Linked DNA regions of Homo sapiens: region 2 is linked to region 1. The links are chromatin contacts, found by Hi-C or POLR2A ChIA-PET in ENCODE. All regions are on one chromosome and are shown on one strand. The core of a region is the stretch at or near the end of the contact, and the rest is flanking DNA. Distances in the headings are between cores, read along the strand shown. Region 1 has its middle 48 kb from the start of PLSCR2. Region 2 holds the start of PLSCR2 (phospholipid scramblase 2).

Region 1 (3,762 bases), core at 1,118-3,617:
AAATCAAACTTGAATCGGCAGGACTCTATTCTTTCTAGGGGCTCTAAGGAAACAAAAAATATGTTTTGTTTCAGGTTTTGTTTTGTTTTGTTTTCTGGCCTTATCCATGTTCCAGAGGCTGCCTGTATCCCTTGGTTTGTGGCCTCCTTCCTCCATCTTCACAATCAGCAGTATAGCGTCTCCTTCCCTCTTTTACTTTCTGCCTTTGTCCTATAAGGTCACCTGTGATTATATCGAGGCCTCATAGACAATACAAGATAATTTCTCCATATTTGGAGCCCTTAACTTAATCACATATGTGCAGTAACTTTTGCTGTTTAGGACAACGTAATTATAGGTTTGGGGGATTGTGATTTGCACATCCTTGGGGGCCATTATTCTATCAATCACATTATGGCTACTGTAACTTCAAGGTAGTTGAATTCCAAGACTTCTGTGATGCTGAGGAGAAGGTGATGGAAATAAGGTAAATCAAAATGTCACAAAGCTCACTCTTCTTACTGAGATTTTCCCATTTTTCTTGAATAAATGCTCTTCAGATTGTTGCAAGCCTTTGGTTAATTTTCCAAGTTCTGAAGATTGATGTTGACAAGTTTTACCAGTATTCTGATTGCTTTTATAGAGGAGTAGATTTTCAGACACCCTCACTCTAAATTTGTGTAAAATAATCAACATATGTAGGGAGACTATTACTAGGAAACAAATCAAAATATAGCATCTATGTGCACTGGTAAATACACAAATATATAAATGACAAATACACTTCTAAAAAATTCCAATTACCTACTTATTAATTTTTCTATATTTTCAATAAATATATTGGTTTTATACAGTGTAATATTGTATATATAGTTGTATATGTACATATAAATATATGTGTTTTTAATGTTTGCTAAGTAACGCTGTGTTGATTTTTTTAACACTTGTAACCAAGCAAAAAGATATAAAGCAATCATGCTGAATAAATTGGTTGTCTTTCAATTGTTTTCTCAAAGAATCTCAACTTTAAATTGTTGCTCTATTATTGATTATCTCTAGTTTAATAAAGCAATATATTGCTGCTGGTGAACATGAAATACAAACAATTTTTAAATATTGTCATGATATAAATACTTTCTATATTATAGATCTTCAAACAACAGTGATGACCACACAATTATATAAAATGGATAATTTACCTGAATCCTTAGAGAAAATAGGCGTATTGTATTATGCTTCAGCCCAATTATAGGTTTGTTAATTCTAGAATAAAATTCTGGCTGAATTCATGAAATCTCATACATACAAAAAAGATTCGTAGTTGGTTCAGTGTGGGACCTTATAGATTATTCCTAGTTCAAATCTCATCTCAGTTTAATAGATCAAAAAGATGAGCCTTAGAGATGTTGTGTGGTCACTTAGATTTATTAATGAAAGAGCTAAAAAGAGAACCCAGATATCCCAAAGAGAAACAGCAGAAGCAGCTGTGATGGGCCATGGAAGGAAAGTGGAGAGTATAGATGGAGAAAATGTATTAGGGCAGGACAAAAGAGGCTTGTACATATATATTTTACAGAAATGTTTAATCATAAATCAGAAGAAAGATGGGGTTGAAGACTTTTTTACTCTGCATCTATGTTGTTTATTTCTGTGTCACCTAGATACAAACATAAATGTCTGCCTCCTACTTTGTATACTGAAGATCTATGTGGGTCTCTCATATTTATAATATACTAAACCCAGAAACCTAGGCATATTCTACAAAAGAGAGCAGAATTTTATCTCATATTAGATCAGCAGCAATGAAGCATCAGAAAGGTTATAGATTCTTTAGCCTGAAGACTACTATTTCTTGGTGTGAGATATATAAAATCTCAATTAGATCAGCAATGAAAAGGACTATAGACATAAACAAAGGGCAGTTGTCAGTTATGGACATCAACATTTGAAACAGAATAGTTTCTGGAAACTACATGTGGAATGGCTATCTGACAGGTAAGTTGAAACGGTTTGGTCCTCTGTCTGGCCCACAACCCACTGTCTCTCAAAGTTGCTGTTAGGAAGAGTCTAAGATGGGGAGATCCAAGCCACCACAACAATAAACATTCCATTCAGAATTTTGAAGGTAATTAGTTCTATGAATACTCACATGTGTTTATAAGTCGTCTGCTTCTGAAAGTAGTGAATGGGTGTGACAACACAATTGGTAGGTTAGTGCAAATGGGGACCTTTGGGCCAAATCAGGCCAGAACAGGTGAGGGCTTAGCCAGAAAAATAGTTTGCGTATTTGTTTTTAATTTGAGAGACATTAGCTGAGCAGCACTTTCAGTGTCCTACCTTTGTTCATTCTTGGCTGTCTTTTAAGACATCTACAGCATCATGTATTTATCTTATTTGCCTGGCCCCAGCAGGCAGTTGAGTCATGAGCGATGGCTAACAGATTCAGTTCTGGTCAATATGAGTCATAAAACAAAGCTCTCAGAGACATACAAGTGCACAGATATAAGATATTGTCTTTAATCTTCTATTGGCATCAGGGTTACCTTTTTCTACCCATTCTGGCTGGCACCTCCATGAGGAGTTTCTCTGAGAGAACTTCATTCACATCATTCATGCCTAGAAGTCAGAGTGTGATCTGGTATGAGTAATATTAAACAAGAAAACAAACAGGAATCTGCAGGAATTGCTTGATAATTCAAGTCTCCAGGGTGATATTTTAGATTTTGAGTCACAGATTAAAAAACTGGCCCATGAACGTAGCTGATCCAAATCCCACACAAAGTGTTTTTGTGTTATTTTTGTCTTTTCTTTATTTCTTATTTATATAAATTGTAACTCCTTTTTCTCCACCCACCCAGCCTGCAGGTGGCTGAAATTCCTGGTAAATAGAGAGGACAGGGACAGCAACCTAATTGAAGACAGCTATGACTGGTGTTATCACAGTCATCAGAAAATAAACTTTCATCATTCCAGTTTCCGGGTTTCCCATTGATGGAACTGGTTATACATGGTTCCACTTAGCGGACCAAGTTGGAACAGCTATGCACTGCATAATTTATTAGCTACACTGGTTCTGACTTGAGCCAACAAGGGAAACAAGAAGACAGATTCTTAGTGAGCAAGCTGGTCAATGTACTTGACATGTTTCAAATTATTTATTCTCTTTGTTCATTTGTAGAACAAATTTCTCCCAAGACCTTCCTCCAATGGAACACAAATAAGTCTATATGTGGCTGTAACTCTAAATTACTCTTCACTTCAGTGCATATAATTCTCCAAACATTAACTCCCAAAACCTAGAAGCATAGGGGTAAACCTGGTATAATAATAGGTTTGTGATCTGTGAAATAAAGCAGGACACTGCCACAAATGAAGCCAAAAATAAAAATGGACCACCCTTTAGATAAATCAGAGGTCTATATTTCTTATAGTATTTATAATACTATGATATTATAACATTTTGCTTATTAGGATGTCGGCAGTGTGTATGGGCATCCCATTTGGAGGGTCTGTGGGAAAGAAGTTTGCATATATTCAGCTGTGACTGAGACCTAAGCCCAGATTGGCTAGACTCCCACTACATTCTTATGTCCTTACACTATTGTGGGCTCAAGAATGCAAACATTCTTGATTCTTTGGTTCTGTCTCTTTCCTCTCCTTGCAGTGCCTCTCTCTCTCTCTCTCTCTCTCTCTCTCTCTCTCTCTCTCTCTCTCTCCCTGGCTAGATTCTCACAAGAAACTTAATATTAACTCTACTTAGTTAACAATATTTTAACTTGGAAG
Region 2 (3,798 bases), core at 251-2,750, 48 kb after region 1:
CTGTGTTTGTTAATTCAACAATGAGTGTACAGTATTATTTTGCTCTTTTCAGTCAGTAAGAATAGTTCCCTTACAGATCTGAAGGCTGCTTCATGTACAGTGAGACCCAGGTATTTTACACTTGTCTATCCAACTGCAGCAATCCACTCATTTTCCTTTGTATGTGTTTTTCATTTCCTTGTGCTTGTTCATTGCTCAAAACCCTTCTATTGTAAACATCAGGGTGGCAATAAGAGAAAGGTTTGCTCTTAGGAAAAGTTCAAGAAAGAAAGGAGCCCCCAAACCGCCTGACACTTCTAAGTGTCACTGGTACTAACCATGTATCTCAGTGTCATAAGCGGGAAGAAACAACGACTGCCTGTTCCTGCAACTGGCAAGTGGCCATGCCAAGACTTCCAGAAATAACAGTGAATGAATGAAACCACATGGGAACCAGAGAGTCAGCTTGGAGAGGCAGGGACTTTGTCAAATATTTAAAATAATAAACGCTAACTTTCACTGAGTACTTTCTGTAGTGCCAGGCACTGCTCTAAGAACTTTACATTAACACACATTAATTACTGCTCAAAAACCTTTCCTAACAACCCAGACCTCCCTCACAAATAGGAGTTTTCCTTTCTTCTTTATAAATGAGAAAACTAAGCCCATAAAGATAAAATGTTTACTTAATGCTGTACAGCTCAGTAACTAGCTGAATTGAAATTATTCATGATTCATGTCCGTTGCATTTATGTTCCTATTTCGTTGAAAAACAAACAAAAAATCTCACATTCTCCCAATGTGCCAAATTTCAGTGTAATACTCTGTAGCTCATTTAATACTTACACAATTTCAGAAATGAGGCAATGGAAAGAACATATATGAAGAAAGTGGCTGACAGTCCACAGATGTGAAGCAGTAGAGGCCGAATTTAAAGTCGGGGAGCCTGACTGGAGCTAATGGTCTTAGGAACCGCGCTACATACCGCCACTATCTTTCCTAAGCTGGTATTGTAGAGGGCCTAGCATAGACGTGGGCTCCTGGCGGACTTCATTGAATACTTACTGATAAATGACAGCTTGCAGGCTGTATTAACCGTCCCTTCTAATAGCCCCACTATGCTGGCACATGCTCCTGAGCCCAGACTCTGCCCAGGATTCAGGGCCGCTCTCTACCTGTAAAGCAGTGTAGCTAAGGGGAAGCTGAGCCCCGCAAGGCGTTTTCAGGCAGGACACCCCTTGTCATTCGAACGGTTCTGGTGTGAGCCAGGGTACAGCTGGGCCGCCTGGGGCCCCTTGCCGAGTTTCCGTTCCACTTCAGGTGTCGCTTCCCGCGGCCCATTGGGCCCTTGCCCCGCCCTCTGACGCAAACACAATTATGGGGCGGAGCATCGTCCCCACTAGCCAGGCACACCCCAGTCCCATAGGGAGGCGACTGAGAAAGCCGCCCCCTTACCCGTGGCTGCAGCTGCTCCCGCACAGCCCTGAGCGAGCCGAGGTCCTAGCGTGGCTTCCTCCCGTCTGCCCCGTGACTGCCAGGCACACCTGTTGCACAGCCCTCCCGGAAGTCGGCGGAAAAGGGGCCTGGACCAGCCTCAGAGTCTACACCTGCAGCAGCCCCTAGTTTAGGTTTCTGGACCCCAAGGGTACAACAAGGCTTCCCTCCCCTGGTCCCTGCGCGGGCTCAGAGGATCCGGCTTTGCTGCTGGAGCGCGGCCGAGCTGGGGGCGCGACTGCACCCACCCCCCCACGCCGTGTGCGACGCGCAGCTGCCGCCCAGCCCGTCCCGTCTCCCTCTCCCCATCCCCGTCCCCTTTTTTGCTCTTTGGAGAGACTCCGGAAACGTTTCTCCGGTGGTTAAGGGCACAGATGAACTGGGACGTCGACACCAGCTGGAACTGGAAAATCATCAGGCGGGGAGTGGCCTACCCCGGGAACTTCCTTAACTCTGCTCTTGACCTCCATCCCTTAGAAGCCTGTAGCTTTTCAAGGTGAGGGAGCTTAGACTACAAAAGAGGAGCGGTCGAGATTATTTTATCTCTAGCCCTTGCCCTTCTCCCTTTTCTTTCCAACAAAAGGCATTTTTAAGTTAAGAGTGAAAATGATGAGGCGTGTAGAATGTTTAATTTTTCAGGACGCGCCTTTGATTTTTCAGGGTGTGCCTGCAACTGGCACACCCTCATGCAATAAATAAATACATATTGCACTGACGTTTCTACTGATTTTTTAAAAATTTATTTACACGCCTGAAACCCTAGCATTTTGGGAGGCCGAGGCAGGCGGATCACCTGAGACCAGGAGTTCAAGACCAGCCTGGACAACATGGTGAAACCCCGTCTCTACTAAAAATACAAAAATGAGCCAGGTGTGGTGGTGTGCCCCTGTAATCCCATCTACTGGGGAGGCTGAGGCAGGAGAAAAATCGCTTGAACCCGGAAGGCAGAGGTTGCAGTGAGTCGAGATCCAGCCACTACACTCCAGCCTGGGAGAGAGAGCAAGACTCGTCTCAAACAAACAAACAAAAACACATGATCTTCCAAACAATAACACCATATATGGAGAAAAATGAAACCTCACCCTCTCCATTCCCGGTGCTGTTCTCCCGATTACCCTGCTAACCAAGGTTGACACAAACATTTGAAGACACACTAAGAGAGGTGGGGGGAGGGAAGAAAAAAGGGAATGGAAGGGAGGAAGGTGGAGAAAGAAATTGAGAAAATAAGATAGAAAAAGGAAGAAGGAAAATCGAGCTACCTGAGTTTGAATTCTTTCTTTTTTACTTCCTGTGCCTGTGACTTGTGAAAATTACTTGACAATCTCTTTGCCTGTTTTCTAATCGGTAAAATGAGAGTAGTAATGGTATCTACCACAGAGGATTTTTATGATGATTAAGGAAGTTAAAATATATAAAGAATTTAGAATGATGTTTGCCATAGAGTAAGCGCTCAGTAAATGTTATATACATACAAATAAGTATATACACAGCTACACAGTGTTTTTGTTTTTTTGTTTTTTTTTTACATAAAGAGGATTATTTTATACAGCTCTTCTCTGATGTGTTTTTCACCTAACAGTGCATCTTGGAAATCTCTATCCCTCTAATACAGAACTGTGTCATTGATCTAATAATCTAGGTACTGTTTCCAAGTTTTATCAATTATAAATTGTGCTGTAGTCATCATCTTTGCACATATCTTTCTGTATACAATAAAAAAAACATTTTATTCTTTTACCAATAAGTCATGGGATTTCTAATTTTTCCACACCTCTTCGATTCTAGAATACCAATTCTAAATGTTTCCTACTGTGAATGGCAAGCATTATCTTATTTTTTGTTTGTTGATTCTGATTGTTAATGAGATTGAGGACTTTTTCATATGATTACTAATTATTTTACAGTTTTATTCTGTGATTTGTCTGAAATATAATGCTCATTTTGTTATTGTTGTTGGATTGGGATTTTTTTCCCTCTTGCTGATTTGTTAGTGGTCTTTATATATTGTGGGTATGTTAAATAAGATACAATTCTTTTTTTTTTTTTTTTCTGAGACAGAGTTTCACTCTGTTGCCCCGACTGGAGTGCAGTGGCACGATCTCAGCTCACTGCACACTCCACCCTCCGGGTTAAAGAAATTCTCTTGCCTCAGCCTCCCAAGTAGCTGGGATTACAGGCATATGCCACTATGCCCTGCTAATTTTTGTATTTTTAGTAGAGATGGGGTTTCCCCATGTTGGCCAGGCTGGTCTCAAACTCCTCACCTCAGATCCACCCACCTTGGCCTCCCAAAGTGCTGGGATTGCAGGCGTGAGCCACCATGCC

What was found. A loop is a pair of places that touch in the nucleus more often than their neighbours do. ChIA-PET counts read pairs that join two places held with the same protein, here RNA polymerase II (POLR2A).
Region 2: a map of PC-3 shows a loop between it and region 1 (4-fold over the local background). The contact joins the promoter of PLSCR2 here to the enhancer-like site in region 1. A Hi-C loop is called at or near these places in 1 of 168 maps with a recorded cell type or tissue (PC-3). POLR2A ChIA-PET finds 5 or more read pairs at or near these places in 2 of 52 experiments (A549 and Panc1).

The regions. Positions count from the first base shown.
Region 1 is chr3:146,419,589-146,423,350 of GRCh38, forward strand. It overlaps a transcript of PLSCR2 not described here. Among named protein-coding and RNA genes, the nearest start is that of PLSCR2, 48 kb to the right of the region's middle. Within about 2 kb of position 2,368, at least 2 of the 41 ENCODE cell types and tissues checked have a DNase peak (open chromatin) inside an H3K27ac peak, as active enhancers do; they include PC-3 and Panc1, where a contact is called at or near this core.
Region 2 is chr3:146,468,061-146,471,858 of GRCh38, forward strand. PLSCR2 (phospholipid scramblase 2) reads right to left here and starts at 1,501. Exons shown (of 8, transcript NM_001395437.1): 1 at 1,435-1,501. RefSeq lists an enhancer at 1,490-1,559.